Regions from separate parts of the Homo sapiens genome. Here region 2 is linked to region 1. A link is a loop called in an ENCODE intact Hi-C map of the cell type or tissue named here. Cell type or tissue: dorsolateral prefrontal cortex. All regions are shown on one strand.

What was found. A loop is a pair of places that touch in the nucleus more often than their neighbours do. Peaks named below come from ENCODE experiments on the same cell type or tissue, not always from the same donor. Only the 100,000 strongest peaks of a DNase experiment are listed, where the experiment ranks them.
Region 2: it touches region 1 in a loop (2.5-fold over the local background); 8 of 110 quality-filtered maps call a loop at or near these places.

The regions. Positions count from the first base shown.
Region 1 is chr7:77,437,516-77,442,515 of GRCh38, forward strand. No RefSeq gene overlaps it. Among named protein-coding and RNA genes, the nearest start is that of GSAP, 24 kb to the left of the region's middle. In dorsolateral prefrontal cortex, CTCF peaks have their summits at 2,223 (motif pointing right) and 2,424; a DNase peak (open chromatin) is centred at 2,236; H3K4me3 peaks cover 493 bases.
Region 2 is chr7:77,649,716-77,654,715 of GRCh38, forward strand. It overlaps LOC105375363 (a long non-coding RNA gene), which reads left to right and starts at 3,626. Exons shown (of 3, transcript XR_927695.3): 1 at 3,626-4,024; 2 at 4,144-4,282. In dorsolateral prefrontal cortex, CTCF peaks have their summits at 2,019 (motif pointing right) and 2,229; no DNase peak of the experiment used is centred here.

The sequences.
Region 1 (5,000 bases):
ACATTTTTTAAAATAAACTAACAACATAATGGTTAAAACTGAAAGAAATGATGATAGCAGCATTAACAATATTAATAATTGTGGTAGCAAATTTTTATTTCACTCTTGCTGTAATATAGTAAGCACTATTTTAAGCAGTTTGCATACATTCAACTTGTTTAATTTTCATAACGATCTTAGGAGTGGTTATTATTATTTTCCTCATCTCTAAAGTGACGACCCTTGCCCAAAGTTATAGAGTCGGTTTACCTGCAGGGTGTTCTGTGAGTATCAGATAATATTTGTGAAATAGTGTATATGAAAATGCTTTGTAAGCTGGACATGGTGGCATGTGCCTGTAGTCCCAGCTTCTTGGGAGGCTAAGGCAGGAGGATCACTTGAGGCCAGGAGTTTGAGGCCGTCATGAGCTATGATCGAATCTGTGAATGGCCACTGCAATCCAGCCTAGGCAACATAGCAAGACCATGTCCCTTAAAAAAAAAAATGCTTTGTAAAGTGTTAAATGCCAAAGTGTTAATTATCATTATTAGAATTAGAGGGAAGTTTAAATGTTTTAAATATGTTTAATAATGTAAGAAGAAAAAATAAAATATTTTTAAAACATTGGAAAATCTCATTGCAAAAAGAGACAAGACATGCCTAATGAAATAATAGACTAGGCAATGATCATCAATGGCAGCCAAGGCAACTAGGCGAAAAGCCAAAGGCAAATTTTATAATGAATGCATCTGGTAAAAACTCTTAAACCCACTAATAAATGTTAACATCAAAAAGAGAGATAACCAGACATTATGCCTTCTGGTGGAGATACACAACCCCACCCTTTGATGAAAAACCAAAACCTGAATCTGATCAAGATCCTAGACCTATCTCTAGTTTGCAGGAAATACTGGGGACAGAAGTACATGAAACTGTTGCACAAACCAGAAGAATAGAATCAGCCAAATCCAGAGAATGAGAATCATTATAGGACAAATGTCCTTGTTTCTTCAACAAATAAATTCCAAGGGGGAAAAAAGGAGCAGAGAAAAGACTTGTTGTTTTAAAAATATTTAAGAGGAATGTCTAAAATGTATTGTGTGTATCCCTTGTTTGTATCTTTTCATTTTTAAGTTCTTAATGGTGTTTTCTGAGTATTGTAAACCACTTTATTGGGGGTATGATTGGCATATGAAATGCTGTACATAATTAACGTATATACCTTGATGAGCCTGGAGATAAGTACACATCTGTGAAACCATCACCACAACCTATGCCATACATATATCCATCACCTCCAAAAGTTTCCTCCTGCCTTCTTTATTTATTTATTTAGAGTGTGTGAGAGTGTGTGTGTGTGTGATAAAAACACGTAGACTTGTTTGGATCTTGATTTGAACAAACCAATTGTTTAAAAAACTATGGGAAATTTAAGTACTAACTGGATTATTTAGAGATACTAAGGAATTATTGTTATTTTAAAATGAGATATAGCATTGTGGGGTATTTTTGGACAAGGCCTTACCTTGTCCAAAGGTCTGGTGTTACAGACATATTTACATATGAAATAATATATTTGTGTTTAGCTTCAAGAAATTTAGTGTGGGAGGGAAGTGAGTATATAGATTTTAAAAGACTGGGCATGGGCCAATTATTGTTAAAGCTAGGTAATATGTACATGAGATTTCATTATAATACCCTGTCCATTTTCATATATATGTTAATTTTTCTATAATAAAAAGACAAGAATATAAAGACAAACAAGATGAAATGGTTAAAAATAGTCCATAGAAGCAGAAAATAATATTATTATTTTGAAATTGAAGATACTGCAGCTAAATTTCACTTTCTGTAGGTGAAGTGAGAAATTGCATTGCAAAGTACTGTTTTAAAAAAGACAGAACCATTAGGGATTTGTCAACTTTGTTTCCCTTTCTGTGTTTAATTTAGGAATTAAGAATTTTTTTAAAAAGTCTACATAAATCTATTATTTAACAAAGACATTTCCTGAGCACACACTAAATGCCAGACTCTTGTCTTACTGTATATATTTGAGGAATTTTAGTTACAGTGTGAAATCCAGCTGGAGATGCCAAGACAACACCCACAAAGCAATTAGAAATCAGAACAGGACAACATTGTAACAAAGCTAGCTACTCCCCAGATTTGTGCTTCTCTTCCATAGAGAAGAGTAGTTCCAGGGATATAGACACCCAGCCAGGGGGTACATTTCCCAGCACAAGGTGGAGCCCTGTGCCTAGTTCTCACCAGCGGAAGTGTTATGACGTGCCACTTCTGGACGGAGGTGGCAAAGAAGCAGATAGACTGTCCCTTCTTTCCAACATTCAGCAAATACCAATGCCTGAGGCAACTCTGGGAGCTTTGTGTTGAAGATGGCAAAGCCTCCATCACCCTGAGTCTCTAAACGGCTGCAAAAAGCACAGCGCTCCTTTTCCCCATCCCTGCCCCCAAAGCATCATGAATTATACACTCTCACCTATGATCAGCAAGTATAACTTCTACGGTGTTGGGCCACTGAGATTTTGGAGTTTTATCTCTTATAGAGGTTAGTTCATGTATCAATTGCTAAGTGGGATGTTACAGTGTATATTTGGAGATTAAGAAATCACTGTAATCACAAAATGTTTCAGGGGGAAGGTGGAGCTTGAGCCGGAATTTTTTTTTTTTTTTTTTTTTTTTTTTGAGACAGGGTCTTGCTCTGTCACCCAGGCTGGAGTGCAGTGGTGCAAACTTGGCTCAGCTCACTGCAGCCTCTGCCTTCCGGGTTCAAGCGATTCTCATGCCTCAGCCTCCTGAGTAGCTGGGACTACAGGCGTGCACCACCATGCTCAGCTAAGTTTTGTATTTTTAGTAGAGACTGGGTTTCGCCATGTTGCCCAGGCCGGTCTCAAACTTCAGACCTCAAGTGATCTGCCCACCTCAGCCTCCCAAAGTGCTGGGATTACAGGCATGAGCTGGCACCCCTGGCCTTGAGCTGGATTTTGAACAATGAGTTGAAAGTGACTAAATGGAGAGGATGGGGAGTGAGTGGGTACCAGGATAAGGAACCAACATAAGAACCACAGCACTAATTCACATGCAGCTAGAGGAGAGTGAGACCATCTTGATGAGTAGATGCAGTTGGGGAACAAGGGAAATAAGGATGAAGAGGCAGGATGGAATCAGAGCATGGAGATCCTTGATAATTCAGGATCTGATTCAATGACGACCACTTCTGAATTAAAAGGATGAAGCTTCTGGAGTAAAAGGATGATTTATGAAAGGTCTGTATTAGCAAAATCAGTGAGACAAAATAAAGGAGATGGACCGGAGAGAAAAAAGATTAGGCTACATGACTAGCTAAGAGGATGTCGCAGCAATCCAGTTCTGATATAATTAGAGACCACATTGGCAAACTCAGTAGAAAGGAAGGGTGAATGTAATCATCATCCTAAAGAACAAATCCACAGGGATTGACAGCAGAGAAAAAAACATGAACTCAAACATTTATTAAACCAGAAGTATGTCTAGTTCTAACACTCAAAATTGTGAGTTCTATTATTTGGGGTATTATTTAATCTCATTGAGTTTGTGTCTTCTGTCAAATGAGAGGAAAGAACCAAATGACCCAAAAGTTCTTTTCACCTGTGAAAGTCTATGGCTGTAAAGTCATGAGTTTAAAAAAAAAAAAAAAAGTAAATGACATATTCAGTAGGAGGAGGCAAAGAAGGCGGAGTATACTAATGTATGACTGAAACATACTCTATTTGAACTGGAACTGGTCCTCTATACTGGATGTTTGAATTGTTACTAATCTTTTGTATTACAAACAATGTAGCAATGAATGATGGGAAAGTACTTTAACTTTCCTAGATTTTCAATTACACCTGGTTTTAAGAACTAAGTCCTGGGCTGTGCAAGGTGGCTCACACGTGTAATCCTAGCACTTTGGGAGACCAAGGCGGGAAGATTGCTTGAGCCCAGGAGTTAAGAGGCCAGCTTGGTTAATACAGTGAGACCCCATCTCTACAAAAAACACAAAAAATTGGCCAGGCATTATGGCATGTGCCTGTAGCCCCAGCTACCCGGCAGGCTGAGATGGAAGGATCACCTGACCCTGGGAGGTCGAGGCTGCAGTGAACTGTGATCTGTGGGTGACAGAGTGAGACCCTGTCTCAAAACAAAAATTAAAACTAAAACTAAAAACTAAACCCCGAATATGATAACTTGCCACAACAGTTACACTAGATGCAGTATTAATTCCCTCTTAGAGATGAAGATAACTAAAGATTATTTCCTAATTATAAAGATTTAAAAATGTGAAAGTATTTGGGGGAAAAAAATGAAGACTTCGCAAATATAAAGTATTAACATCAACTTTGTTATTACCATCAAGCACAGGTAACACTGGCTACTTTTTTCCCTAGATAACTATGTATAAAGTAGCATTAAAATGTGTTTTGGGGTGGGCACAGTGGCTCATTCCTATAATCCCAGCACTTTTGGAGGCCGAGGCAAGTGGATCGCTTGAGCCCATGAGTTTGAGACCAGCCTGTACAACATATCAAAACTCTGTCTCCACCGAAAAAAAAAAAAAAAAAAAGCACAAATTAGGCGAGCATGGTGGCATGCACCTGTAGTCCCAGCTACTCAGAAGGCTGAAGTGGGAGGATCGCTTGACCCCAGGAGGTTGAGGCTGCAGTGGGCTGAGATCACACCACTGCACTTCAGCCTGGGTGACAGCAAGACCCTGTCTCAAAAAAAAAAAAAAAAAACTTTAGTTTTCTGTTTTACAATTACTCTTAGGCTTGTTTCATTTTGTATTACTTTATAAACAGACCCCTAGATGAAACTGTTAGTAAACTAAGAAAGTGAGCACTATTTTCCATCCTGAAAATAACAACTAATAAGGGCAAATAGAAAGTATAGTCTCTGACACTCAATAGTTTTCTGGTACTCCACCATTGCCTTGCTATGTATCAAAGAAAGATACCACCTAGCCAGTATGTATTTCACAAACT
Region 2 (5,000 bases), 210 kb after region 1:
TATATTAATAACTTTCTAAATAATGGTGTATAAAGTTAATTTCAGTTTTTTAGTACTTTATTCTTCAATTCTGGGTCTTCGTTACACAGCCTTAAAGGCCAGAAATTCATGTTTTCATTCTGGCAAATAGAGAACTGCAAAGGCTTTAACCCAGATTTTGGCATATTTCCACTCAATAAGCAACCCTTGCATATTGTGCTAAACATGGAAAGTAGATCTAGTTTTGAACATAAACTGTATTTTTAACAGATTTGCTGCAACCTGTTCCCTTGTCTCCAAGGTGCATAATTCCTATAAAATATGCAAATGACCAATATTCAGATCGTAAATAATTTGACCAGTAAAAGCAGCAATGCTTGGGTAGCTCAAGGAGATAGTCTCTCTGTTCTAAAGTACGACAAATCTGAGCTTTGTTGAATTAGTGGGGGAAGGGAATTCCAAAGATTCCAGTCATTTTACATTTTGTAGAGATAACGTGGCATAAGTGCTGTTATCATGACTTAATGTACTAGTATTTGTAACTTTAGAACTCTTGCCAATACTTCAAAAAGAACATATTTTTAACTTCTACAGATTTATACCCAAACAGCCAATATGAAGTAAACAAGAAAACAATGTATATTTCTCCTTAAAATATGTTTTTCTGAAAATCAAGGACCAAGGAAATGTTTTTCTGATCACAAAATTCTACAGTAGGATTAGCAGTTTAATGAAAATTCAAATGTACAAACTTTCTGCACATTTGCTTCTAAATTTTAGCTTTGTCTATATACAACCTAGAATATTTCTTTTTCTTTTTCTTTTTGAGACAGAGTCTCACTCTGTCACCCAGGCTGGAGTGTGCAGTGGAGCAGTCATGGCTCACTGCAGCCTTGACCTTCCAGGCTCAAGCAGTCCTCCCACCTCAGCTTCCCGAGTAGCTGGGACCACAGGCGCATGCCACCACGCCCAGCTAAGTTTTGTATTTCTCAGTAGAGATGGGGTTTCGCCATGTTGCCCAGACCGAACTACTGGGCTCAAGCGATCCTCCTGCCTCGGCTTCCCAAAGTGCTGGGATTAACAGGCATAAGCCACCATGCCTAGCCTAGAATGTTTACAATATCTTCCAAAACAATGTGAAAATTGTTAAAGTGATTTAAATAATTTTCTGTATTAGGCTAAGTATTTACCTTTCTCATTGTATTTGAAGGAAGTACACAGTAACATTTTGCATGCAGTTTCTATGCTAAAATTTTTAAATACCAGGATAATACATAGGTATTATAGTTTGGAAGATATAGAGATTAGCTGATGTTAACGTTAGGAAAGAAGGGTTTTTTTGGTTTGGTTGGTTGGTTTTTGTTTGTTTGTTTGTTTGTTTGTTGAGATGTAGTCTTGCTCTGTTGCCCAGGCTGGAGTGCAGTGGCATGATCTAGGCTCACTGCAACCTCTGCCTCCCGAGTTCAAGCGATTCTCCTGCCTCAGTCTCCCAAGTAGCTGGGACTACAGGCATGTGCCACCATGCCCGACTGATTTTTGTATTTTTAGTAGAGATGGGGTTTTACTCTGTTGGCCAGGGTGGTCTCAAACTCCTGACCTCGTGATCCGCCCGCCTCGGCCTCCCAAAGTGCTGGGATTACAGTCGTAAGCCACTGTGCCCAGCCTAGGAAAAAAGTTTTTTAAAATTAAGACTCTATATGTACACATTTCACTGTTTCAGAAAAGTGAAATGCAGTTTATAAGGAATTTTCTGTTGCCATTCAGAATAACAAAATATTCTTAGATCTTTTCAACCTAAAATGAGTAGTCCATTTTAATAATTATTCTACCTACCAATATCACTTTCCATGTAATAGAAATAAATTGAAATTCATAGGTAGAAGCTTTACGTTTAGACTTTATTTTCATTTGAATTGACTTGAATGTAAGGCCAGAGATTTTTGCAAGTTGGATTCTTTGACTAAGGATTCAAAATATTGATAGCTTTTAGCAGTTTGAGTGGCAGTAGGGATTGGAAATGTCATCTAACTCTTTTGCCATTCCACCAGAAGAGGGCAGCAAAGCAAACCAAGAGGAAATTTATGGGTCAAAAAATTTAGAAAAGTCACTCGAAATTCAGAGAGCTTAGTACAAAAGCTTGTTTGGGTGGCTTCAGTGTTTGGGAGTGTATATGAAGTCCCTACTGCCAGAGGCCCCATAGACCATTTTGCAAGAGGCTTGAGCAAATCTTAAAGCTTAAATATATGTTCCTGCAGACTGAGGCCTGTCAAATAAAAATCATTGACCTTGTTGAATGCTTTCCGTGTGCTAGACACTGCTAATCTCTGTATACATATTTATTCAAACTTCACAAAAACCTCATGAGGTAGACTGTCTTATGAATGAATCTGAAAAATACAGACTTTAGATAATGTTTATAAAGTCACACAAAGTAGTACAAAGCCACAATTTAAATCTAGCTCCTATTCTAAAATCCTCACTCTTAACTACTGACCCTATTATATGCTTCTACATTTCAGAGAAGATAGGAATACAGGCTTTAATGGATAAGAAACATATGTGCTAGTTAACTCAGTTGAAAAAGGGGCTAGTTAAGTCAAGGGTCACTGATAAGCTTTATTTTATTTTATGATTTATTTATTTATTTGAAACAGTCTTGCTCTGGCGCCCATGCTGGAGTGCAGCGGCATGATCTGTGGTCACTGTAACCTCTGCCTCCCAGGTTCAAGTGATTCTCCTGTCTCAGCCTCCCAAGTAGCTGGGAGTACAGACGCCTGACACCATACCCGGCTAATTTTTGTATTTTTAGTAGAGACAGGGTTTCACCATGTTGGCCAGGCTGGTCTCCAACTCCTCACCTCAAGTGATATACCCGCTTCATCCTCCCAAAATGCTGGGATTACAGGCGTGAGTCCAAGACACACACACACACACACGCACACACACGTGTGTATGTATGTATGTGTGTGTGTGTATATATATATATATATTGTGTGTAATTTTTTTTTTTGAGACGAGACTTTATGGCCAGGCTGGAGTGCAGTGGTGCAATCTCGGCTCACTGCAACCTCCCCCTCCCGGGTTCAAGCGATTCTCCTGCCTCAGCCTCCTGCGTAGCTGGGACTACAGTCACACACCACCGTGCCCAGCTAATTTTTTTTTTTGTATTTTTAGTAGAGACGGAGTTTCACCATGTTAGCCAGGATGGTCTCGATATCTTAACCTCGTGATCCGCCTGCCTCGGCCTCCCAAAGTCCTGGGATTACAGGTGTGAGCCACCACGCCCAGTCCCCAAGACATATGTTTTAAAGCCTATGAGTTCGCCAGGCATGGTGGCTCACACCTGTAATCCCAGCATTTTGGCAGGCCGAGGCGGGTGGATCACCTGAAGTCAGGAGTTAAAGACCAGCCTGGCTAACATGGTGAAATTCCATCTCTACTAAAAATACAAATATTAGCTGGGTGTGGTGGCAGTCCCCTGTAATCCCAGCTACTTGGGAGGCTGAGGCAAAAGAATCGCTTGAACCCGGGATGCGGAGGTTGCAGTGAGACGAGATCGCGGCATTGCACTTCAGCCTGGGCAAGAGAGCAAGACTATGTCTCAAAAAAAAAAAAAAAACAAACTTCTTGAAGCTGGGCGCAGTGGCATGTGCCTATCGTCCCAGCTACTCAGGAGGCTGAAGTGGGAGGATTATTTGCGCCCAGAAATTTGAGGCCACAGTGTGGTATATCATCTGTCAATAGCCACTGCACTACAAACTGGGCATCCTAGCAAGAACCTGTATCTCCAAAAAAAAAAAACTTGAAAAGTGATTAAGACTATCCACGTGTTTTTTCTTACTGTTTCTGTCTACTTCCTAATCTGCAGATCTGCAAATGGAATAAATGCAAATGGGATAAATGCAAAATGGAATAAATGTCTGGCAGAAGTCAGAATCTGGAATTTTTACCAATTTTGTCCAATTTAATTTTACAGTCAACTTGATCAGCTACTGAGGTGTGTTGGAAGTCATAGCCACAATATTTTGCAGCTCCTCCCATCAAGGTAGTGTTTGTTTTCCCAGCCCTAGTATTTGAGCTGGCCTTGTGCCTTGCTTTAACCAATAAAATGAGCAGATGTGTTTCTGGGCTGGTTCTGAGACCTTAAGAGACCTTCTGCTTCAGTCTCTTGGGGTCCTGCTGGCATGTAAAGAAGCTCAGGCTAAGCCATGGACGGATGAGAGACCACGTGGGGAGATTCCCAACAAGTCCCAACCCACATCACATGGAAGAAAGTCATACAGCAGCGCCCTCATGCAGAATGGTGAGAAATCATTAAGTGTTCTTTTAAAGTTATGTTTTATAGTAGGTTTCTAATTTATTATTTTTTCAGATGTAGAGATGGGGCCTTGCTATGTTGCCCAGGTCGGTCTTGAACTCCTGGCCTCAAGCAATGTTCCCATTTCACCCCCTCATCGTGCTAGGATTACAGGCACGAGCCACTGCACCTGGCCTACGGTAGTTTATTATGCAGCAATGTATGACACAAACAATTACAATAATGGAGAACAGAACATAAGTTAAATCTACAAATATTTCATGTAGATTCTACTTTTTTCCTATCCACTATCACTTTTCCACTGTTTGTAGGTGTATAAAATCACCTTGTGTGTCCCTTCTCTTTTCCTTTCCACAGCACGGTACTGGTAATGAACAGCAAAAATGTCAAAAGGCTGTAGCTAAATGCCAAAGAATTTCCAAAGTCTTAAGCCTTAAATAATCAGAAATGTGCCTGCATGTTTGATAAAACTCTCTAAGAAGCTCTTAAGTCTGGGAAAGCATTTACCCAGACTGTAAAATAGAAAGGCATTCTAATAGTCCTTTTAGCAATTATGTTTTTTAAGGCTAGAATGATATATACACATAATGATTTTTATTGTGAAAGTCTTAAGCCCATGATTGGGAGTTAGCACAAGTCTAAAAATCCTTCTTTTTTTTTTTTTTTTGAGACAGGGTCTCACTCTGTCACCCAGGCTGGCATG